2 separate regions of the Homo sapiens genome follow, and region 2 is linked to region 1. A link is a loop called in an ENCODE intact Hi-C map of the cell type or tissue named here. Cell type or tissue: PC-9. All regions are shown on one strand. Links, peaks and the distances in the headings refer to the core of each region. The heading gives the core; the rest is flanking DNA.

Region 1 (16,557 bases), core at 4,287-12,286:
AGATCTGCAGCAGAGAGAGGGGTTGGTTCCATCAACCCTCCCATCTCCTGGCTGCTGGAGAAGAGGGGTGGGTAAGTGGAGAAAGAGATGGGCCGTGCTGCTGGGCATGTGCTGGGGGTAGGAGGAACATGGGAACATGTAGAATTTGGGGGCAGCCGTTTTTCTTCCTGGCTCCTGATGGCCTGGCTGGAGATGGGTCTCATGAAGGGTCTAGGAGCTGTGTTCTGCAGCAGTGGCTTGGCTCTGTGGTGGCAGCAGGTAGAGCAGTGGTCACAGTCCCTGTACTGAGTATTGCTGTGGGTTCTCCTGTGCCAGCTTGCATGAGTTTCCCAGAGGAGCAGAAACATTCGTGTTCCTGGAACTGGATTGCCAGTAGTCTTGGGATTGAGAGTGCACAAAGATGTGGGGGTGGCCTGGGCATGTCATCCAAAAGAAATGTGTCATTCCCCACCCCTGCCCCCTTGTGAAGAGCTCTGACTAGGTTCAGTGTGCATTTCAAACTTCTAAATGCTGAAATTAGCAAGGCATGTGGGCGGCACCAAGGACTGGCCTCAGATGAAAGAGGAGGTGATCTGGGCTTGGGCACCCCCAATTTCAGGTGGAACCCTGCAGCCAGTTCCTTCCCTATATCACCTTTCCACCTTCATTATGCCCTCTGTGAATCGAGAGTTCTGTATACATTTTCTAATTAAATCATTATATCCCTATGAGGTTAGCATTTCATCTCCATTTTGCAGATTAGGAAACTGAGGACCAGAAAAGTTAAGTAACTTTTTCAATGTCACACAGGTAGTGAGAGACAAAGCCAGTGTTTGTGTATTTGGTTTTTTTAAACTTTATGTTAGGTTCAGAGGTACGTATACAGGTTTGTTACATAGGTAAATTGTATGCCATGGGGGTTTGGTGTACAGATTATTTCATCATCCAGGTAGTAAGCATAGTACCCAATAGGTAGTTGTTGGGTTTGTTTGAGACAGGGTCTCTATTGCTCAGGCAGGAGTGCAGTGGCACGATCACTGCCACTCACCATAGCCTCGACCTCCTGGACTCAGGTGATCCTCCTGCCCCAGCCTCCCGAGTAGCTGGCACCACCATGCCTGACTAATTTTTTTGTATTTTTTGTAGAGACAGGGTTTTACCATGTTGCCCAGGCTGGTCTCAAACTCTGGAGCTCTAGCGATCTGCCTGCCTCCACCTCCCAAAGTGCTGGGATTACAGGTCTGACACACTGCACAGGCCCGAGATGGGTGGTTTTTGATCCTCACCCTCCCCACTGTCTCCACCCTCAAGTAGGTCCTGGTGTCTGTTGTTCCCTTCTTTGCGTTCAGATGTACCCAATGTTTAGCTCCCACTTCTAAGTGAGAGCATGGGGCACTTGATTTTCTGTTCCTGTGTTAGTTTGCTTAGGATAATAGCCGCTAACTCCATCCATGTTGCTGCAAAGGACATGATCTCATTCTCTTTTATGGCTACATAGTATTTCATGGTATATATGTACCACATTTCTTTATCTGGTCTACCGTTGATGGGCATTTAGGTTGATTTCATGTTTTTGCTATTGTGACTAGTGCTATGATAAACATACGTGTGCATGTATCTTTATGGTAGAACAATTTATATTATTTTGGGTATGTACCCAATAATGGGATTGCTTGGTAGAATGGTAATCCTACTTTGAGTTCTTTGAGAACTCTCCAAACTGCTTTCCACAATGGCTGAACTAATTTACATACCCATCAGCAGTGTATAAGCACTCTGTTTTTTGTTTTTTGTTTTTGGTGGGAGTGGTGGGATGGAGTCTTGCTCTGTCACCAGGCTGGAGTACAGTGGTGCGATCTTGGCTCACTGCAACTTCCACCTCCCAGGTTCAAGCAATTCCCCTGCCTCAGCCCCCTGATAGGCGTGCACCACCATGCGTGGCTAATTTTTTTTTTTTTTTGTATTTTAGTAGAGACGAGGTTTCACCATGTTGGCCAGAATGGTCTCGATCTCCTGACCTCGTGATCTGCTCACCTCAGCCCCGCAAAATGCTGGGATTACAGGCATGAGCCGCCTCGCTTGGCCAGCACTCCCTTTTCTCCACAACCTGGCCAGCATCTGTTAATGTTTGACTTTTTAATAATAGCTATTCTGACTGGTATGAGATGGTATCTCATTGTGGTTTTGATTTGCATTTTTCTAATGATTAGTGATGTTGACCGTTTTTTCATATGTTTGTTGGACACATGTATGTCTTCTTTTGAAAAGTATCTGTTTGTGTCCTTTGCCCACTTTTTAATGGGGTTGTTTTTTGCTTGTTAACTTGTTCAAGTTCCTTATAGATTCTGGATATTAGACTTTTGTCGGATGCATAGTTTGCAAATATTTTCTCCTGTTCTGTAGGTTGTCTGTTTACTCTGTTGATAGTTTCTTTTGCTGTGCAGAGGCTCTTTAGTTTAATTAGGTCCCATTTGTCAATTTTTGTTTTTGCTGCAATTGCAAAGCCAGTATTTGAACCCAGATTGTCTAACTCCAGAACCCACCCTGTCTCCACCATGCCAGGCTGTCTGCAAGGCCCTTATTGGTTCTCCATGGCAACAGGGAAACAGCCCTGATGCTTCTTACTAACGTGGTCCCAGGGCCTCTGCTTGCATTCTTCTTTTTCCATACACTCTGCCGAGCCTGGATATACCTTAGGCTGTGGGAATCAAAGGCTGGGTGGTACCAGGCTGCTGGAGCCTTCTGTGTGGCTCTGGAGTCAGAAAACTGTGGAGATTTTGGGGGGGCACACAGGGAGATGTTGCAGTAATTCCAGTGAGACATGACTCACTGCTTATCTGAGAAGTTGGGACAAAGCTGCCTCTTGTGACCATACCGTGAATAGGGAAGAAATTGCCAGGTAGACCAAACATCCTCAAATGGGTTACTGTATTTTTTTCCCCTTTTTGGTCCTCTCCAGGGTAATCTATTACCTGGGGAAATCAGCCTTCACCTGACACCTCCTATTGTCATTTACCTGGTGAACATAAGGGGCCATGTCACAGCTGTCCTTCCCACCCCTGCCACGTGTTCTGGAGAGCTGGACTCCTCAGCAGCACCTGGTCCACAGGAGAGAAGAATGGGGCAGAGCCGGAGCAGCCAGGGGAGGTGATAACCACACGCTCATCTGGTCCCCAGCTCTTGCTTTTACATCCACGCCCCACAGGGAGACAGCAATTATCTGTTGGCCCCACTTTACAGATGAGGACATGAGGCTCAGAGAGGTGCAGTGGATGCCCAAGGTCACGAAGCCAGGCATCTGCAAAGGCCTGGGACAGCCACGTTTTCAGTCGGGGTGGTATTTTCTATCCCCGGCCCCAAGGGCTGAGAGTGGTTATCCCTGCTGGGGCAGGGTCCTCACTGCTCCACCCACCCTCATCTCTGCCCTGAGAGCCCCCAGTACAGATGTCCATAGAACGGGAAAGGCTGGCGCCCTTCAAAGGACGCAAAGAGCATTGGATGAGCACTGCCCAGCTGATCCCTGCCCACCTTCCACAGGAAGCCCACCTGGGTGAGTTCTTAGAGCCTTCCTAGTGCTGAGCTGCAAAGAAACTGGAGCCCTCTCCCCCTCCACTGCAGAGGGGACACAGTGACCAGGACGGAAGTTGGGGGACTGGGTGTGGGGAGAAGCCACCCCACTGCAGGGGCCGGGGCTGTCCATCTTTGTACCCCTGGTTCCATCCCAGTGCCTGAGGCATGGGAAGTTCTTGGAAATGTAGTCAGATGCTGGGTGAAGCCCCAGGAGGGGCCGTGAATGCTTCTGCTGGGAACTCCTAGAGTGGCGGCACAGAGAGGGTCTTTGCTGCGAAGGAACACTCAGAGAGTCTCTGGCTTTCGTGAGGTTATGCCTCAGGAGAGGAGACACTTCTCCTTTTCATTCGTTAAACAGAAATGATATTTGCCACCTTTTCTTCTCTAAGGCCTAAAGAGATGACAGAATGCTGCTGGTCCTACCCTGAGCGCGTGGACTCCACAGCGGGGTGTGGGGTGGCCCCTGGCAGGCCTGGACGGTTTGTTCTGTGCTTGCCGGTGGACACGCTTCAGCCCTCTGTCTCTATTGCCCCAAATCTGGCCTGTGGCTGCTGGGCCGCCACCAGCTTGGAGGGCAGGGTGGGCCCCGGGAGCCCCTGACCACCAGTGACTTCTTGTCTCCAGCTGCCCTCCGTCCTCTTGATCCCCCTCACCCCCCACCACCTCCTCACAAAGATGGCTGTGTGCTGAGGGACTGTGGCTTCCCTGGGCCCTAGGAAATTTATCACTGAGGTTTCAGAGGACTCTATGAAAAGGATTTGGAGAAAAAGTGTGGAAAATAAACAAGCCAGTTCCCAGTTCAGCCTCTCCTGAATGCCGCAAGTAAACAACCACCTCGGAGGCCAGCCCGGGATGTTCTTATTTGGCCTCTGTGGTTACACCTGCCCCCTCCCCGCCCAGTCCCTCCTCCTTAACTTTAAGAGCCTCAAAAGTCAGGGAACACACCCTCCGCTGGCCAGTCCTTGTGCTGCAGGGACGCTGGTGGCTGGGCACAGGAGGAACATGTATATGGGAGAGAAGACGGCCGGGGGTCCCAGCTCAGCCCTGCTCCCTCTGAGTCAGTCCCAAGCCTGGACCCTCCCCAGCAGGCAGACGGTGACGTCTTGGTTGGTTGGTGAGTTTAACTTTGATGGTGCAGAATGATGAGACTTTTCTCCATTTTGTGGCATCTGAGAAGCTTTGCTTCTTAAACATTGCTTTAGGGTGGATAGACCAAAGCTAATTTTCCCGTTATGTCTCTCCAAGACGGGGCCTACCTGTGAGCAAACCCTCATAGATTCATTTACTTTGTAGGCTACCTGGACAAAAATGTCAGGTTTCTTTGCTTTGGGCTGGAGTCCTATCAGCTCAGGGGTGGTGGTGTAAGGTCACACCAATGATTTCCAGAAACTCAAGCACTATTCTGAGTGACTAAGTCTGTGGGATAGGAAGCACATTTTCCATCTCTTAATAACTTCAATTTACTTAGTGACCAACTTTAAAACCAGGCACCCGGTTAGAAGGGGGAGAGCCAGGGCTTGGCAGCGGAGGGTCCTCACCTTGCATCCAGGGAGTGGCTGAGGGCCCTTCTCGTTCTCTGTGGCTGTGCTGAGCTGAGTCAGCGAGCCCTGAAGCCTCTGGGATTTGGGGAGTGGGGCACTGCTGGAAGGTTCTGGTTCCTGCTTTGTTCTGCTGCTGCCAGGCTTCTGGAGAGGGTGGTTGTGGGGTGAGTCCTGCGCTCCGCACGTCCACATGTTCGTATTCTACATATTGGGCTTCTGAAAAAAGTTCTGGTTCATAAGACGGCTTCACAGCTTAGCCGTCTGCAGACCAGTCTGCAGGTTGATCAGCTTTCTGTCATGTGTGTGCTGTTCCTGTTCACACATGCTGCGCCGATGCCCGCCTGTGCCTGTGCCAGCCCCAGCCCACACAGCTACCTGAGATTTAGCCCTGGGCATCTCCCCTACCCTTTCCCGCTTCCCCCTCCTCTCCTCCCTTCCTCTCCAGCTGCCTCGCCATCTGCAAGATTCTGGAAAGTGCTAATGTGTCTGAGCCAAACAGTGCTATCTGAGGAAATATTTTGAAAACACACTGGGCCACCCCCGTCCCCGCACTGTGACTACACTGATTTTCAGCAAGGAATTTCACTCCAGCCACAGGGCAGGGCCGCAGGTGCCTGGCTTTCCTCTGGAGACTTCCAGGGGCTTGTTAGAGACACGGAGAGAAGCTGAGGGCCTGTCCTGCAGGTTTGATGTGTCTGAAGAGGCCCCGAGAATAGAAATCTAGAACCTGCCAGTCACGAAGCAGTGTCACCCACCAGAGGATGAAGAACTGACTGTGACCTCGCAGGTCACCCACTTGCTTTCTTTTTACCGAGACATGCTATTTCTCTTTCACTTTTCTTCCTTCTCTTGCATCTGGTGTAGGTGCCTGGGGGTAGCGTGCCCAGGAAACAATAATAGTAAGAGCAGCTGGTGTGCCTAATACTGCCCTGAGCACCTACAAGGCGTCCTCACCGAGTTCTCACCAGAAGCTCTAGAGGTGGCTCCGGTTATTCCCACCATTTTACAGATGGGAAGACAGAGGCAGACAGCTGGATAAGTTGCTGACATGCCACAGCCGGTGAGGGGCAAAGCCGGGCCTGAGCCCCACAGCTGACTCCAGAGTCTGTGCTCTCAGTACCACCTGTGCGTGCGTCTGTCCCGTTGTGGCTGCACCGAGAGGAGAAACAGCACACAGGCATTCATTTTCAAACCGTGGCCAGTGCATGTCATTGCGTTCTGACTGGGAAGCTCTGGCAATGTTGGCGTTGCATGGCCTATTGTGGGCACTACCAGTGAGCCTCGGCCTTCTCCAGGTCTGACTCCAGTACCTGCCGGCTGCCCTGGGCAGGGCATTTTGGATCCTGCCTCAGGGTCTTTTGCCCGCTCTGCTGATGCCACTCCCCTGTGCCCTGACCTGGTCACAGGAAGGGTGCAGATGGCAGCGAGTGTGGTCTCAGTTAGCAAGGGGGAGCTGGCAGATCCAGGGACTTCTGCCTCCCTAGTGGCCATTCCAGCAAGACAGGAACCCCACCCCGAGTGATGTCTGGCCCTGTGACCTTTCAGCAAATATTTCTTCCCCAGCCTCACCTGGACTCGGTATCCCATGTTCCAAATTGTCCTAATTTCCCAGACACACACACCCTGCTCTCTGTAGCCTTCCCAGCTGCCAAGAACATTCCCTCCTTCCCCCTTTTCCCCTTGGCTTGGATGCCACCTTCTCCTGGAAGCCTGGGTGGTGGCCCTCCCCATGGCTGCCCACAGGTCCCCCTCACTGCCCTTTGCCTGTGGTATTATGATTGCTGGTTCAGTGATCTGTGGTCTGCACCAGGCAATGGGATGTGCAAGGGCAGGACAGCTGTCTGCCTTGTCCATCCTTGTAGCCCCCGACTTAGCAGTGAATGCTGCTACCTGATTATGGAAGGAATGAGTGACTGATGTGGCACAGAGCCCTCAGTGGGGCAGGCCCAGTCCAGGATGCTTCTGTGAGGGAGCGCTTCGAGTCTGGGGAGGGTGGCAGGAGTCGTGGTGAGCGGGAGGGGTGGCTAACGTGGGCCAAGGAAGGGACAGACAGGAAGAGTGGGACCCCGGCACATGGCCTCTTGAGGTCATTACCCCATGGGTATTGGGCTGGGATACTGAGGATGAGCCTGAAACCCTTCCAGAAGCCCCTCCAGTCCTGCCACTTGTCTGCCTGCCTGCCCTGGATGCCCGTTTTTGGGCTGGTGGCTGGCTGCACTCTGGGCCCACTGCTCAACCCCACCAGCAAGTGGAGAGCCATTCAACAGCCCCAGGGTCCAGTTCCCATCTGCAAGTAACGAGGCCTGCCGTGGCTGAGTCGTTTCCCTGAGCAGAGAGAAGGAAGCCCTACTGGCCGGCTGCCTCCCCAGGGGTGGGTAGAACTGTTCTGTGGCCCCACCTCCAGCCCTCAAGCTGTCTGTCCTTGCAAAAGTAGTGGGGCACAGAGTGCTGGGTTCTTGGGCATCACCTGTCCAGGTCCTGCGCGCCTATGCTCATGCTGACACTGCAAGATGGTGGGATAACAGGAGGGACTTTCAAGCTGGAAGAGAGGAGAGCTGGGTGCCCCAGTAACCACCTTTGAGTCCCACTGTGATGAGCCCACAGAGGTGGACATGAGGGAAGACTTGGGGAAGCCTTCCTAGAGGAGGCAGGCATTCCAGTGCATGAGGGAAGCTGGGCAAAGGCACGAGGATGGGAAAGTTCCGATTGAAGACAGGGACTGGTGAGGAGTCTGGCTGGACTGAACTGAAATGTATAGGATACACGAGGAGAGACAGGCAGGATGGAGTTGTGGTTACGCACACAGGCTCTAGAGCCGGGCTGCCTTCACGGGAACCCCAACTCCCCACTTACTGGCTGTGTGGCCGTGGCCAAGTTGCTTACCTTCTCTGAGCTCAGTTTTCTCACTACTGGTACCCCCCACATGGGGAAGACATGGGAATAAAATGTATTTCTATACAAGTGTTGAGAGCAGTGCCTGGCACACTGAGCATCAGGAAGGGTGAGCTATTATTATATAGGTATATGTTTTAATGCAGCTAGAAAAGGAAATTGAGGTCAGATCATAGAGGCCCTTGAATGTCATTCTTTCCATTCACTAAGCACCTGCCATGTGCCAGATTCTTCACAGTCATTCTCACCAAGCCCCCTACAACCCGGCAAGGTTGTTAGCAATGTCTCCATTTCACAGATGAGGAAACTGAGGCTCAGAGAGGTTGAGTAACCTGCCTAAAGTCACTCAGTCAGGGAGAGTCAGAGCCAGTAATAACACCCAGGTCTGCTGTCGCTTGAGTCTTCCCTCAAAGTGAAGATTGGAGAGACATGGCAGGGGCATCACAGGGATGAGCCCTGGGCTGGGGCCGCAGCCAGGAGCAGAGCAGGAATGTGGCAACTGTGGGTCCCTGGGGCAGGGTGGAGACGGGGAGAGATGCCAGGCGGGCCTGGAGGGTAGGGAGGACTGGAGGCTACAGCATACAGCTCACCATTCATAGCCCAGGGCAAACCATTGAGTCATTTGGGGAAAACATGACATCACTGAGTCTCACTGTCTGCCGCCCACCTGCTGTCTGCCCTCTATGGTTCTCCTGATGACCTCAGTGCCCCAAGTCCTGCAAGGGGACCCGCACACCCCATGTAGCAGGGCCAGGTCAGCACTCCAGCTTCCTGCACTGGGTTCTCCTCCCCAGCCACTGTCTCCCACCTTCCCACCACTCCCTTCCCTGCCTGGGTCCCCTGCCCCAGCCCTACTCATACACACTGCTGAGGCAGAAGCTTCTGGAAGTGGTGATGGGCATGAAGAGCTTCCAGAAGGGCTTCCATGCCAAGCCCTTGATTGGAATTCTGGGTGGGGAGGGGACAGCTCAGAAGCCTGTGTCGAGCTTTTAGAGTTGCTTTTCCTTGAGAATGGTGCCTGCTGTTTGGGTGGGATCACTTTTAAAAAGTAAAGCCTGGTAGAGCTATGTGACCAGCACTATGCCATGACCTAGAGGAGATTCAGACTGACGGGCAGGCCCTGCCTTCCTGCAGAATACAGTTGAGTGTCTGAGAGTTCTTTCTGTACTAAGCATCTTTGAACTGAGTGCTTTATTTTCGTCCATCTGATTGCGCGAGGTAGTCTTATTTTACAGATGCCATCCCCGAGGCCCAGAGAGGTTAGGCAACTTGTCCAAGGCCACACAGCCAGGATTCACACCCATAACTGTCCAACTCCAGATGTGCTCTTAGCCACTCTGCCATCCGGCCACAAATAAAGCCACCAGAGAACCACAGAAGGTGGAACATATCCAACATTTGCCCGATAAATTGTATAGTGCAGACAGGAAGTACAGGGAGTTTTCATCTCAAAGTGTAGGTCACTCCCCAGAGTGGCTTGAAGTCTGTAGATCCATTTAGGAGAACATCCAGCTTCACTGGCTGTGCAAATCCCACCCATGCGGCTGTTTGGGGTGAGAAGTTTCTTTAAATGTCTGTTGACTCTCTTCTCTGGAAGGAGCACGGGGGCTCAGGGGGCGCCTGTCCTGGCATTGGTGGCCACACCTAGAAACGGACTATGAATCAAGCCAGGGGCCCAGTGCCAGCTTCCTTGGCCTGTCTGTGGGCGCAGATGCCAGCCTTTGCAGCTGCTGCTGCAACTCACAGCTCTCTCCCGGTGCCGCCCTCAGTCAGGCCAGCTGGAGTGGAGGGGCCAGTGGCCGTGCCCTGTGCAGAATGACATCCTCTCACCTTCACAAGGGAAGCGTGATTATCCTTGCTTTCCAGGTGAGGACACTGAGGCCTAGAGAAGTTTTCTGGCTGTCTGAGCTCCCTTGGCCTGAGCTCCCGCGGTAGAACCGAGACTCAAGTCTTCTTTCTGCAGGCAGATGGCCAGTTTCTTCCTGGAGGAGGGAGGAGCCAGCTTGCCCTCTGACACTGGGTAGCACAGCCCTGTTCGATTCTCTGTTCGGGGCTTGCACTTCTGATTCATTCTGCAGTCACTGGCTCTTTGTGGTTCGGGAAAATGACCCTCTAGGGTAGGAGAAAAGCTCTTGGAGCACTTTTGAAGCCATAGAGGCCCTTTCCAGGCTTTGGAAAATGTTCCTTCTCCACCCAGATGCCAACACCACCCTGGTCCTGGCAGTACTTGTCCCTGGAAGGGCCTCACTGCGGTGACTCATTACCCAGCATGCAGCACATTGCCATTGCTCTCAGTGGGCAGGTGCTGTGGGGACACGGGTCTGCGGGCCTGCTGTCTTCAGGGGTCCCCCATGCCTTTTAACGCGTGTATCAGTGTACCCCAAGCCTCAGTTCTGTGTAGTTTGTACAACTCTGGCCCCTACCCCAAGGATTTCTGGGAAGCCCCCAGGAATGCTGATAAGTTCACAGTCTGCCCTCCCCAGCCCCAGTCTCATCAGGCTTCAGGGGTGGCCATTCCTCCCCTCCAGGAGAGAGAGAACTCAAACCAGTAACTACCCCTCCTCAGGCTCAGGCCCAATGGTTGCTGTAATAATTTCTGGGGAGCTGTCTTTGCTCTTGCAGAGAAGGCAGGCCTTGAATTCAGACTGGAGGGGCCATTTTTCTTCCAGTTGCCCTCAAATTTTCCTTTCTGTGATAGGATTTGTCCTTTGTCTCTGCTTAAATTCAAAGACTTGTTAAAATGACTTTTCTCAAACAAGAGGCTACCCTCAAAAGAACTTTGCCTCTACGGATAGAAAACTGGAACCTACTTTTATTTTGGTTTTAGTTTTATTAAATTGTATAAAATCAATAATACATGTCCATGGTGCAAAGTTGAAAAGGCACAAAACAGTCTATGTGTGGTCTCTTTCCCATGCCGGACTCAGACACTCAGCATTGTTAGTTTTGTGTGTGTGTGTAAGCTGTGTTTAAATTGTCCAGCTTTAAAACAAAACCCTTCCCTGTTTCACAATTAGGTTGACCGAGGCACAACCTGAAAAATAACCTGGAAATAGCATCGGGCCCCCTGCAGCGTCCAGCTCTTCCCGAGGACTGTTATTATGATAACGATCATTGCTAAGGCTGTCCCTTCCCAAAAAGTGTTGCTGCCCACAGTCCCAGCCCCCAGACCTGAGCAGTCACCCACACAGCATGAATGGGGCCAGCCCCAGCCTGCCCGCTCAGCTTCCAAGCCTAGCAGTCTCAGGCTCTGGGCTAACCCTGGCCTCCCAGCTGCCCCTTCAACATTGTCCCCTCTTGTCTTGCAGGGCAGTAGCCACAGCTGGGGCTGTGGGGTCAGGGCATGGCAAGGGTGATCTGACCAAACTATGCTGCCTCTTAGCCAGACTGTATATTCGGAGTCCCCTAAGCTCGATTTTTTTTTTTTTTTTTTTGAGACAGGGTCTCACTCTGTCACCCAGGCTGGAGTGCATTGGTACAGCCATAGCTCACTGCAGCCTTGACCTCCCAACCTCAAGTGATCCTCCCACCTCAGCCTCCCAAGTAGGTGGGACTACAGGTGTGCTCCACCTAATTTTTAAATTTTTTTTTAGAGAAGGGGTCTTTCTATGTTGCCCAGGCTGGAGCTTGATTGTTTGTTTGTTTGTTTGTTTGAAGACAGGGTCTTGCTCAGTTGCCCAGGTTTGAGTGCAGTGGCGTGATCTCAGCTCACCACAACCTCTGCCTCCCAGATTCAAGTGATTCTCCTGCCTCAGCCTCCTGAGTAGCTGGGATTACAGGTGTGCACCACCACACCCAGTTAATTTTTGTGTTTTTAGTAGAGACAGGGTTTCATCATGTTGGCCAGGCTGATTTTTTTATTTTTTTAAAGAAGGTCTCCCACCAGCTGGATCTGAGCCACTGGCTGAGAAGTGAAGTCCATGAAGCATTCAGCAATAGTAACAGCACCACCACCTCCTCATATTGAACCTGCCTCTGTGCTTCTTCCTACGCCTTCCTATGCCTCTATGCTGACTTCTGGAGAAGCCAGTCACTTGCCCGGTCACACTGTACAAAGTGGCTCAGGGCTGGACTCACTGGCTTATGCCTGTAATCCCAACACTTTGGGAGGCCAAGGTGGGTGGATCACTTGAGGTCAGGAGTTTGAGACCAGCCTGACCAACAAGGTGATACCCCATCTCTAATTAGCTGGACGTGGTGGCAGGCGGCTGTAATCCAGCTACTCGGGAGGCTGAGGCAGGAGAATCTCTTGAACCAGGGAGACGGAGGTTGCGGTGAGCCGAGATCACACCATTGCACTCCAGCCTAGGCGATAGACCGAGCCTCCGTCTTAAAAAAAAAAAAAAACAAAGTGGCTCAGCTGGGCTTGGATCTCCAACATGCTGGGCCCCAGTCACCAGATTCCTAACCCCGTGCTGCCAGGCTTCCCCGGACAATATCATGAACTCAACAATCCGCTCCCTTCCTCTGCAGGGCAACCTCTCATTCCCCAGAGCTCATTTAATAACAAGAGTAGTAATCATAGTTAACCTTCTTTACCCTTTACTATGTGCAAGGCATTGTTCTAGAAGCGCACACATCGATCATTTAGTCCTCACAGCGCTCCCATGTGGTAGGTGCTGTCCTTATACTCTTTTTGCAGATAAGCCCAAGGCACAGGAGCCTGCCTGGTAAGCAGCCCATGTCTAAAGGGCAGTGAAGAACCGGCCTCTAGGGAATGCAGGGCTCCTCTTGTACCCAGAGGGGAGGCGCCCTGCCTCTTCTCTGTTGAGCCTTTGGAAATGGCCTCCGAGGGGCCCCTGCTCAGCACAGCTCTGTGGGCCAAGAGCAGGAGTGTTTGAGGCACAGATAGACGATGTCTGGACCCCTCCCCAGGATGCCTCCCCATGTCTGACCTTGGGGAGTCCAGTGCCAAGGGGGAAGTTCAATAACATACCAGGTTTCTCCTTGGCCCTGGGACAGGTTCCTTCCCTTTCCTTCCCTCCTCCCTGCATCCTTCCTTCCTTTCTTCCTTCTTTCCTTACATATTTATTCAGTGCCATACAGCGATAGCGCACACGTGTTACCTCTAATACAAGGTGAAAAGTGATATGAATGGTGCAAGGTAGAGAGAGGAATGGTGCTGGGAGAGGAACGTGTGGTAGGAGGCCCTCCCTTCACATCCTGGCCTCAAACCTCCAGCCGGTGGCCTTGGGCGGGTCGCTCAGCGTGTCTGGACCTCTGTTTCTCATCTGGATAATGAAGGAGAGGGTGGAGGTGAGGACCCAGGTTGCCTGCCAGGCTCTTGTGAGAATTGGAGGTGTAAAAGGGCTTTCTTTTTTGTTTTTTTAGACGGAGTCTCGGGAGGGGGGTTAGATGGCGGGAGAGGGGTTAGATGGCAGGAGAGGGGTTAGACTAGTCCCCTGGGGGATTGGTTATGGCTGTGGGGGAAGTCGGAGGGAGGCTCTGGGGATGTGTAGGGTTTGGGCTCGGCCTTAAGGGATGGGTGGAATTTGGCCAGGCACAGATGGGGGAGGGGTGGTGCTTTGGGCATCACCAGCCCTAGGCTCATGGTTGCCACCCTCCCTTCCGGTACCGCCTTCCCTTTTCTGCATTTCCACCCAGAGATGGACTCTCAGCTTTGAATTCTTTTTAGGAAGTGACTTTATTGTTTTTATTTTTTTTCTCTATCTAAGGTAGTCAGAATATTATTTTTGTGATAATGCTAGATGCTTAGTATGTAAAATTCAAGTACAATGGGTAAATACAGAGAAGAATGCAGCAAATCACCACCACTCCCACCACCCAGATGGAACTGTTTAGTTATTTGGTCCGTATGCGTATAGACACCTCAGTAGGCCTACCCGGTGGGTGGGAGTGGGAGCATGGGGGCTGGAGGGCCAGAAAGTTTTATAAGCACAGGGAAAATGCACAGTTTAAATTTACCTTCAGGCCAGAGTTGGAAAGATTGTCTCACCTGAAACAGTCCTTCCCTTCTGTCCGCTGCCTACATGACTGTATCGGATGGGGAAAGAGGGAATGGGGAACTTTCAGGCCATGGCCTTCAAAACCTCCCCATTCAGACAAATTACAGAAAAGGAGCCAGTCTCAGTGAGCATATTCCAGCTCTAGAACAGTGGCTTTCCAACTTTTAGACTAAAACCTCAGACACAGACACCCACACATAACTGAAACAAAAGCCTTATGAAACCCATATTTTAGCTGGGCACAGTGGCTCATGTCTGTAATTCCAAACACTTTGGGAGGCCGAGGTAGGAAGATCACTTGAGCCCAGGGGATCAAGGCTGCAGTGTTTGCAGCGTTGTACTCCAACCCGGGCAACAAAGTGAAAAAAGAAACTCATGCTTATCAACTCATGCTTATCATTATGATACAGAGGCATTCTGATATTTTCTAATCTACACAATGCTGTTGTGTTTAAAAAAGAAAAAAAAAGCTTATCTTAACCTACCAAATTGTTGGCACAGCCTGCAGTTTGAGAAATGTCACTGTTGACCAGCGATTTTCAAACGTTCGTGTGCATCAGACTCAACTGCAGAGTGTGCTAAAACAATCTGCTCCCCTCTCCTGAGGTTCTGAGTCATTAGTTCTGGAGTGGGACCTGAGGATTCGCATTTCCACCAAGTTCCCAGGAGGGGCTGATACTGCCAGTCTGGGGACCCCACTTTGAGACCCACCCTCCTGGGGTGTTTTTAAGGCAACATGCTCCCTTGGCAAAGACCATCAGGGGATTTGCTTTATTGAATGGATGAGAATTGCTGATTGCTAACATCCGAACGGTGGATCTCTGAGATACTTGAGGATGCTGGTCAGGCATTGTCGTTGGGATCTTTAACACCACCCTCCTAAAATCCAGCTCACACTATTAATATAAAGTGTTGCATGTAGAAAAGGCCTGCTAAGCAAAGGGACATTTATGCCTAGCCCTAGTTGAATTCCCTGCCTCTCAAATCCCAGACCTGCAGAACATAAAACCCTCCCAGCCTTTCTGAAAACACTGTTCTTCTAAAGGCAATGAAAGGCGCTATTTAGCATGTGGGTTTCAACTTTCTGTTTTTTCAAAGGGAAGAAGGTAGGTCAAGCGTGACTGCCCCATGGGGAAGGCTGTCCCCGCTGGCTCTGGTAGGGGTCTGGTGGGTTTCACTGGCGGTCCCCAGTTTCCCAGCTTTAACCGGAAATTTTCCTGGCATTGTATCACGCGGCAGCACCTCGGCCTTGCAGCCTGCCAGCTTTGGAGACTGGCCTGTATCCCAAACTGCTTCTGCTCTCCAACCAGGGACTGTCAGCCCCCACCCCTAAGCCTCCTCCTCTGTAGCCTTGGGGCCTCCATGGGCCCCTCCCCAGCCTCGCAGCCCTCCAGAAGCCAGCCCTCAGCTGGGAGCAGCTTTGCGAGGGAGGGGAATGTTCAGTGGGCACAGAGCACTTCTGTTCCAGTAACAATGGCCCGTTGATGACTAGATTCTGCCCAGGTCAGCTCCCTCAACTGGACTTTGAGGAGGAGAAAGGACTCCAGCCCCCCCAGGCAGCCATTTCTGGGTGTGAGGTTGATTCAGAGGCCTGAGCCTCTGTCTGCCCACAGAACCTCATTCTTCAGGCCCTGGTGCAGCAGGGAGAAACGCCCATCCCAGGGCAGTGTAAGGCCCCAGGAGTGATTCCGTTCTGTCCAATTCAACAGTCAGTTATTGAATAGTCCTGGCCACTGAGGTTTGGTGCTAAGTAGCTGTGGGGAATAAGAATAACTGCTGACATGAATTCAATGCTTCTTACTGTCAACCCCGCCCCTGGCTGCCCAGTAGTCTCTAGGGAACTTATAAAAATTCCCAGGCACAGATTCCTCCCACCTCAGAATCTTCAGGGGTGAACCCTTGGCACTGATATTTTTTAAAAGCTCTCAGAGTGATTCTCATGCCCAGCAGGGATGCAGCATCACTGGCCTCCAGTCTGTCAGATGCTGTGCTAAGCATTTAACTTGGAGTACCCCATTTAAGGAAGCAGGTGCTTATGGGATGCTGAAATGTGGCCCCCACAGATGTCCACGTATGAGCCACCAGCACCTGTGGATATGTGAGCTTGCATGGTAAGGACTGTCCAGATGGGATTAAGTTAAGGATTTTGAGTTGAGAGATTATCCTGGATTATCCAGGAGAGCCCTAAATATAATCACAAGTGTCCTTATAAGAGGGAGGCAGAAGATTTGACTACAGAAGAGGAGTGTCAGAATAATGCATGGTGAAAAAAACTATCAGCCATTGCTGGTTTGCAGATGGAGGAAGGGGGCATGAGCCATGGAAAGCAGATAGCCTCCAGAAGCTGGGAAAGGCAAGGCTGCAGACTCTCCAGAAGGAACCCAGGCCTTTTGGCACCTTCATGTTAAGTCAGTGAAACTGACCTCACACTTCTGACATTCAGAACTGTACGATAATCAGTGTGTTGTTCCAGCTGGGCACGGTGGCTTATGCCTATAATTACAGCACTTTGGGAGGCTGCAACGGGAGGATCTCTTGAGGCCAGGAGTTTGAGACCAGCCTGGGCAACCTGATGAAACCCCTGTCTCTACAAAAATAAAAAAATTAGC
Region 2 (8,000 bases), core at 1-8,000, 210 kb before region 1:
GGAGGCAGGTTGGGGAGCAGGAAGGCTGTTTCGAACAGCAGCTCCTTGTCCTTGGCCGCTCTGTAGGGGCCATCAACACCTCTGCCCCTTCCTACTCCTAGGACTGAACATGCCTTCCCATCCTTGCCAGGGAGCACTAAGAGAGCACCTGCGTGTGCAAGGCCTGGGCCAGGTGCTGCATCTCACCTGCATGCTGAATGCATGGCCTCCCCTTGAGCAGACGAGGCCTGCATTCCCGACAGCAGAACCCCATGGCAAAGGCAATCCAATGCCAGCCCTCAGGGCACTTGGAGGAGGGAGGAAACAGCCTTCTGGGGACAGTCAGGGACTTCCTGAAGGAGGGAGAGTCTTTGGACTTGGTGCATAGATAGGATTTCAGCCAGTAGAAAGGGTGTCCTAGGCAAGATAGTGTGAAAATGGGAAAACCCAGTGTCTGAGGGACCGGGACAGAGAGTATATGAAAGGTCATCTCATCCATGCACGTCCTTCCAGCCAAACTTAGAAAACTGTCTAGTTCTGTTTGGTTTTTTTCACCAAGCAAATGAAGCAATTCCCTGGTCCACTTTGCCTTATCCCAATCCTCCAGCATTTAATTGGGTTGACCCTCAAAACCATGAGCTTTTGAAAACAGAATATTGGATAGAGGCCGCGTTTCTATCTAACTGTATGAGCCTCAGTTTCCTCCTCTGTGCAGTGAGAAAACTATTGGCTACAATGCAGGGTTGCAAAAGGACTAGATGAGGGAAAGATGAGAACACAAGATGTGAGCTCTAATGCCCTCTGCAGACATCTGAGGGATAGCTATAATTATTATGCGTTGGTGTTATTTTTATTTATTTATTTGTTTTTGAGACGGAGTCTCCCTCTGTTGCCCAGGCTGACCTTGAACTCCTGGCTTCAAGCAATTCTCCTGCCTTGGCCTCTCAAAGTCTTGGGATTACAAGTGTGACCCACTACGCCCGGCCAGTGGTATTTTTATTTTAAATGGCATGTCAGGCTGTTGTGGGTCTAGCAGAGAGGGAAGGAGGGTTAGAACTATGTACAGAATCCAAACTGATACATCCTTTTCATTGCCCCAGCCAGGGGCATTGCCCAGAACCAATATAATGCCACATCCTCCTTCAGATGCCCCTTCCCTGCCCTTAGAGCCCAGGACCCTCGGCGGCAGGCTGGGACCCACTGGAAGAGCTGAAAGCCTTGCCCAGCCAGGAGGGAGGCAGCCTGGTGGGGCTTCTGGAGCTGGCCAGCCTGTACTGGACCAGTAGCTGTGAGCCACTTAGACGCTGAGCCCCGACTCCTCACTCACAGATGTTTTTCCCAGAAATGAAAACATCTCCCTGGCAGAGTTGAGGCAACGGTTAGTAATAATTCACATGAAGTGTTCTGTAAGTGCCATGCGAGTAGTCGGCGCTTGGTACTTGGGAGCTAGACAGGTCTCTAATTCATTCAGCAAGTCAAGAAGTGCCTCCTAGGAGTGAGAAGCACAGTGGGATGGAGAAGCCAGCTTTAAAGTCTTTCCTGCTAAGGTGTGAATGACTGATAACAACTTGTGATCCGATCCTGGGGCGCTTGTGTTTAAAGGAGAGTCTCCAAAGGCACCAAAGCCCCAAACGGCATGTCTGCAAGAGTGGAGTTTTAGGCAGAGAGCCAAGTCTGGGAGCCCCAGATTTTTGGAGTCATTGTCAGGGTGAGCAGAGATTTCAGAACTTCTTTGGCAAGATACAGGTCTCCTTTTCAGGCAGAAACACAGAGACCCAGAAAGGGAAAGTGGTTGGACTGAAGTTCCAAAGTTCCAGAGGGTATGATCTCAAAGCCTGGAGCATGGGGGACTTCAGGTAACGCAGGATCTAGGCAGAACCGTAATAAGAAGACACAGCATGTGTTGTGCACTACGCTAAGGGTTTCATGGGCATATCTAACAATGCCATAAGGTATTGTTTTTATTCCCATTGCACTGATGAAGAAACTAAGGCACAGAGAACTTACGTAACTCACTGATGATCACACAGCAAGCAAGTGCTAGAGCTAGAATTAAACTCAGACACATAGACACTATACTGATGAAAAAAAAGGCCAGAAACTGGGAGCCCACAGGCCACATCCAGCCTTCACACATATTTCATTGGATCCTCAAAATCTTTTTAATTTTCTTGAGATGGCAACATTTAAAAACCAGGAATTTGACATGAAAATTCTGACTTCCAGCTCTCCTTAGAAAATCAGAAGATAATGCTAAACCAGCTTTCCCACAGGGCAACTGTCAGCTGGGGCTCAGTAGCAGCTTTTGGGGGGCACCGGCACTCCAGTTCGCCAGAGTCCGTCCGTACTACTCCCTAATAATTCCACCTGGCCTGCTTCACTCTCTCACCGTGGTTTCTTGGTCCTGTGGACATTTGAGTTTGTGATGAATGAGTGTGGCTTCTTGGGCTAGCTGGCATGGGACTCTACTGCCCAAACCCATTATGCTACAAATCTGACCCACAGACTCAAGAGAGGAGATGATCCACCCAGGGTCCCCAGGGAAAGCCTGGCAGTGCAGGGACTAGCCAACTCTCCTCTGCTAACCCACTGCCCTTACCCCTGCAGCAGGCTCAGTGGAAAAGGAGCCCCAGGAAGCTTGGCTGTGCCCCTGGTTTTGTCCGTGCTGGCCTGGACTTCCCCTTCACACCTGAGTGGGGTGGGTGTAGCTGCAAAACTATGGCTCTGCCGGGAAACAGAAGTGAGGAGGACCTAGGGAAAGGGCTCTCCCACGTACTCCCAGGAAGAAACAAAACCTGCCCCAAGGGGGCCCTGTGCTGCCCCCTTCCCCAGCAGGCCATGTGGCAGGTCCCACCAGCACCTCTCCCAGCTTCTGCCCCTTTCTCCCTTTGCCTGACATCACCTCCTACCCCAGAGCCACCCCAGGGCTGGGAGCTGAATTCAGCTCCAGCTTCAGCTACGGTAGTATTTACCACCAGCACACATACCTTGGGGGCTGGCCAAAGGGCTGGCTCAGCAGACACGGGGCTGCAGGCCAGAGGAGGGTATGGCAGGGCAGGCAGAGTAGAGCTGGCAGCCAAAGCAAGATGCGCAAAGCTGAGCTGGGTGGGGTTGGGGGCCCTCAAGTGGACAGAGGTGTGGACAAGTGGGGCTAGCGTGGTTGTTGGCCTGAGTGTCCCTGTGAACAAGGTGGGGCAGGGCACCAGGCTGGGAGCCCTCAGGGTCTAAGCAATGGGGTTAATGACCCCAGGATTGTACCCATAGCACCCGCAGCAGTAGGGAAGGGATGTTCTCCCCTGGAGGCAACTTCCTTGAGATGCACGGCGGGTGGGTGCATCAGAGAGAAAGCAGAGTTCAGGGAGTACGGGAGAGGGGGCATTGCTCAATCCCCCACACCTCCCCACCCCTCACACACTGGCCACCCATCCCACAGGTCCCAAAGGAGTTGTTCCCCTTTTAGAAAAAAGCTGTCTTAGGATTCAAGTTTGGGGAGCAGGGGAGGATGTTCAGTTTTCAAGCAAGAGGGCCAGACAGGAGAGGGTCCAGGACAAGCCAGAGGGACAGGACAAACCAAGGGTCCACAGGGGTTTGTCCTGGGGAGGGAGGGAAGGCCAGAAAACACCCCATTTACTGTGTCTGAGACTCCAGCTGGGACAAGGCCCACAGCAGCCTGTCGTTAGGAGGACACTCGAAGGCATGGCATGGGGGAGAGGGGCAGCGCACAGCACGCAGAGGGGCCTGCACGTGCCCCGCGGACTCCACATCTGTGCACATGCCTGTGTGTTGTCAGGGAAGCTGTGCAGCCCGGCTAAAATTACAATTCTTTGGCGAGAGGATGTTGCTTATTGTCAGGAGCAGATCCTTTTGGACACCTGGGTCATTGTCGGAGACCGGGAAAAGTGGGTGGGGAGGAAAGCCCCTGGCTCCAGGGTGGCCAAAAGCATGTGGGACAGGAAAATGACCCGGGGCCTGGGCCTGAGCATGTGCCAGGCGGGAACCGTCCAGTTGCCGTGCTGCTGTCAAGACCCAGGCCCCCCGCCCGCCACCCGCCACCTGCCACCAGGTAAGGAGGCAGGGCCACCTAGAGGAAGAGTGCCGTGAACCTGGGAAAGCCTGAGTCTCAGGAGTAAAACTCTCGCTTGGATTGCAACGTCCTGGGGCCTCAGTGTCCACTTAGTTGTGCCCTCATTGTGTGCCCTTGGGCAGATCCCACCCTTCTCTGAGCCTCCGTTTCTTCATCTTAACCTGAGGGCTGCCAGCTCTAAAATCCTGTGGGCAGGAGGGAAGAGCTGTCTTATGACCATGTATTATGTGCTAGGCTCTTGCTGAGCATCTTATACCTGTCACATTTAGTTCTCATAACACCCCCAACATGGGTGGTATCATCCCTATTTTAAAGATGAGGAAACAGACTCAGAGAAGTGACTTGCCCAAGGCCACACAGTGCTGTGTGACTGAGCTGAGATTCACACCTTGGACAGGCCAGCACTGCAGACAGGAAGAGCCACCCACCTCTCCAGAACCCTCCAGTGGGCAGGCGGGGCTGATGCCTCATCCTTCAGCTATTTAGAAAAAATGAACTGACCGTGCATTGACCTCCACGCCCTCCGTGCAACATTCCTGCTCTGCCTCAGACCCAAGCTGAAAACATCATTCTTTCATTCCACAAATATTTACCAAGGTCCTAACATGGGCCAGGCCCAGGCAGGGAGGCTGTGGGGATGCAGAGTTCCATCAGGGGCATCTGCTCAGAACTTGGGCCTGGACCTGTGCCTGAGATTTCTAGCTGTGGCACCCTCAGATGTTTCTGTCCCAGTACAAGGGAAAGGAGCTCTTGTTGGCATCTTCTCAGAATGCCAGTTTTTGTGACCTTCACCTCTCTCCACCCAGCAGGCCCCGGGTGACCCCTGTGAGTGTGCACGGGATGGGTGTGTGTGGGTGTGGACAGGCCTGTGTATTTTTCATGACAGGGCGTGAGCTTAGCCCACAGTCGCCAAGGCAACGCCCTAGCCTTTGGAGGTGGGACCCAAGCTTGGTTAGTCGGGCCTAGGAAGCCCCACCCAAACAGCTGAACTCTGACCAGCTGCTAGAGGTTGTCAAGTAAACAGTTATTAATTGCCTGCTGTGGCTGGCCCTGCACTAGATGCAAAAGGTCCCGTCCTTGGTCTCACAGGACATCCCAAAGAGAATGGGACCTGGTTCCAGCTCCCCGCCAGGCCCCATCCCCCAGGATGGTCCACAGGCTGGGGCTGGGGCTGTAGGAAAAGACTATGTTCTGTCTTTATCAAGATGCAGAGGGAAACAGAGGCATGGATCAATCAGGACTGGGGCTGCCAAGGCTAAGAAAGGAAGCGTCACAAGGCATAGGCTCAGGGCCTGAAGCCAGCAAGTCTGCCCTGGGGCTTTCTGGCCAGTGAGGACAAAGGGCATCTCAGATGTGTTTATTGATACCTGCCCCCGCAGGAAGTGTCCATTCACATCAGACCAAGGGGGCTGGGAAGGGGAAGCCAGGCTCTATTGAAGGAAGCGGCACTTCCAGCACCTTGGGAAAGCCTCCGTGCATCCGGGGCTGGAGCTGGAGGCTAGCATGCCTCCCCAGGGAGGGCCTAGGCAGCTGGCCAGAGGTCCCGGCCCGTGGATGCTTCTGTGGATGAACCCCTCCCAGACTCCCCAGGCCCTTTTGGAGGAGGACTGTGTGCAGCTCAGGCTCCCGGCTCCAGCCAGCCACCCTCACGCTTCTATGCTGTGAAGACGTCCTCAGGGTCCAGCTCAAGTCTTTTTGCCCCCTACTACTCTGTGCCAGGCATCATTCTAAGTGCTTGTTTGTTTGGTTGGCTTTGTTGCTGTTGTTGTTGTTGTTGTTGTTTGAGATGGAGTCTCGCTCTGTTGCCCAGGCTGGAGTTCAGTGGTGCAATCTCAGCTCACTGCAACCTCCGCCTCCCAGGTTGAAGCAACTCTCCTGCCTCAGCCTCCCGAGTAGCTGGGACTACAGGCACCCGCCACCACGCCTGGCTAATTTTTGTATTTTTAGTAGAGACGGGGTTTCACCACGTTGGCCAGGCTGGTCTTGAACTCCTGACCTCATGTGATCCACCCGCCTCGTCCTCCCCAAGTGCTGGGATTACAGGAGTGAGCCACTGTGCCTGGCCGTTTGGTTGGTTTTCTTTAGTGAGCTAGGGTCTTGCTCTTCACTCAGGCTGGAATGCAGTGACAATGAGATCATAGCCCACTGTAACCTCGAACTCATGGGCTCAAGTTATCCTCCCACCCCTGCCTCCCAACTAGGACTACAGACACATGCCACTATGCCCAGCTAATTTTTAAATTTTTCATAGTGATGGGGTCTCGTTATGTTGTCCAGGCTGGTCCCCTGGCTTGAAACTCCTGGCTTCAAGAGATCCTCCCACCTCAGCCTCCCAAAGTGCTGGGATTACAGGCATGAGCCACTGTGCTCGGCCTCATTCTAAACACTTTTACATAGATTAGTTTATGTAATCCTTCCACCCTATGAGGTAGGTACTAGTATCATCTCCATTTTACAGATGAGAAAACGGAAGCACAGAGAGATTAGTATCTTGCCCACAGCCTCACAACTAATAAGTGATGGTGTCAGGATCTGAACCCAGGTAGTCAGCCTCTGGAGGTCTGGTGCCATCTGACTACTCTCTAGAGAATAGAGGTAGCTGGGGACTGACTGGAGGCCCCACCTCCTTCTTGAAGACGGACAAATGTCATGACCAATGAAAGCCCAGCTTGCCTGGCCACGTCTACCACATAGTTTTACTTTTGGTTTTACATTAAATAACATTGAATCATATATAGAAGAGGTTATTCCCTTTACAATTATTTCAGTCCTGATTACATCAAAGAGAAAGTCTCAGTTTGATGCTAATATGTCTCTAAAACATTTGCTAATCTCCTTTTCTTTTTAAATTTTATTTTATTTTAATTTTTTGCAAGGGAAAGCAGCAGTTTTCAGACTCCGAGCCTTCCCAGGCTAAAGTTTCCAACTAGAATTCAATACCCTTATATGGTTTTCCTGTTACGTTCTTTTATGGTTTTGTTCTATTTATGACAAGTGATACTGGCTTTCCACTAATGACAGCGATAAAAAGTTTCCTTTTAAAGATCTACATACTCAAATAAAAGAATGAGTAGATTTAAAGAAAAAAATAAGTAAATATTATGAAAGGCAGACACTGCAGAGATCACAAAGGTGATAAGCAAATGACTGAAGCTAGGGAAACACCATCATGGAATTAACCTTCAGAGGAGGGTGGTCAGCCTCACTGAGACCACGTCACCCAACCTGTCCATTGCACAGACAAAGGGGAAGTGTGTGTTTGTGTTCCCATGATGAGTGAACAGCAGAGGCAGGGTTTGACCCCAGGTCCCCATGGGAAATAAGATCCTACGCAGAAAGGCTAAAGGAATGGGCTTGCTTGGCTTGGTAAGTAGCAGAGCAACCTCATTATTGGATTACTGATGAGAAAGATGGTGGCCACTGTCTTTGTCTTTGGTGATGGCCAGCCAAAGTGAATGGACCGAATGTAAAAAGATCAGATGTAAGAAAGATCCACCAAGATAAGCAAACCCAGGGCCAGGCTTGCCTTCAAGTTGCAATGTCCCCATCTCCTGACAACTTTAAGAAGAGAACCTGTAGGCACCTCCATGGGCATTTCAGACTGTGAGGGCCTACAGGGGCTCACAGGTAGCTGGACGCAGCCCATGCACCCTTCATACTCCAGGCTTTGGAGAATCTAGTCCCAGTGAAGCTCACCAATGCCTTCCCAGGCCCTGGGCACTCCATTAGGCCCTGTAGAGAGCAAGCAGCTTAGATAGAAAGCCAATGGCATGTGGCCTGCAGAAGCCAAGAAATACCATAATATTACACAGTATTCACGAGGAGCCGGGTGCTGTGTTAAGTGTTCGTTCATTGGCTCTTCACAGTTGCCCTCCAAGGGAGGTGGTATCATCTTCCCACTTTAGAGGGAGGGGAACTTGCTCAGGGAGACTGAATA

Evidence for each region. Hi-C counts contacts between places; a loop is a spot of excess contacts. Peaks named below come from ENCODE experiments on the same cell type or tissue, not always from the same donor. Only the 100,000 strongest peaks of a DNase experiment are listed, where the experiment ranks them.
Region 2: a loop joins it to region 1, with 10 times the contacts of the local background. A loop is called at or near these places in 3 of 110 quality-filtered maps.

The regions. Positions count from the first base shown.
Region 1 is chr10:71,966,052-71,982,608 of GRCh38, forward strand. The region is part of intron 1 of CHST3 (carbohydrate sulfotransferase 3); the gene reads left to right. Among named protein-coding and RNA genes, the nearest start is that of CHST3, 9.9 kb to the left of the region's middle. RefSeq lists enhancers at 3,530-4,073, 4,074-4,617, 7,380-7,879, 12,878-13,379. In PC-9, for the core only: CTCF peaks have their summits at 4,396 and 4,603; DNase peaks (open chromatin) are centred at 4,450, 8,590 and 10,200; H3K27ac peaks cover 2,833 bases.
Region 2 is chr10:71,762,343-71,770,342 of GRCh38, forward strand. The region is part of intron 38 of CDH23 (cadherin related 23); the gene reads left to right. The region is part of intron 1 of VSIR (V-set immunoregulatory receptor); the gene reads right to left. Among named protein-coding and RNA genes, the nearest start is that of VSIR, 7.2 kb to the right of the region's middle. RefSeq lists an enhancer at 3,995-5,194. In PC-9, for the core only: no CTCF peak of the experiment used is centred there; DNase peaks (open chromatin) are centred at 3,209, 4,559, 5,009 and 5,449; H3K4me3 peaks cover 946 bases; H3K27ac peaks cover 6,184 bases.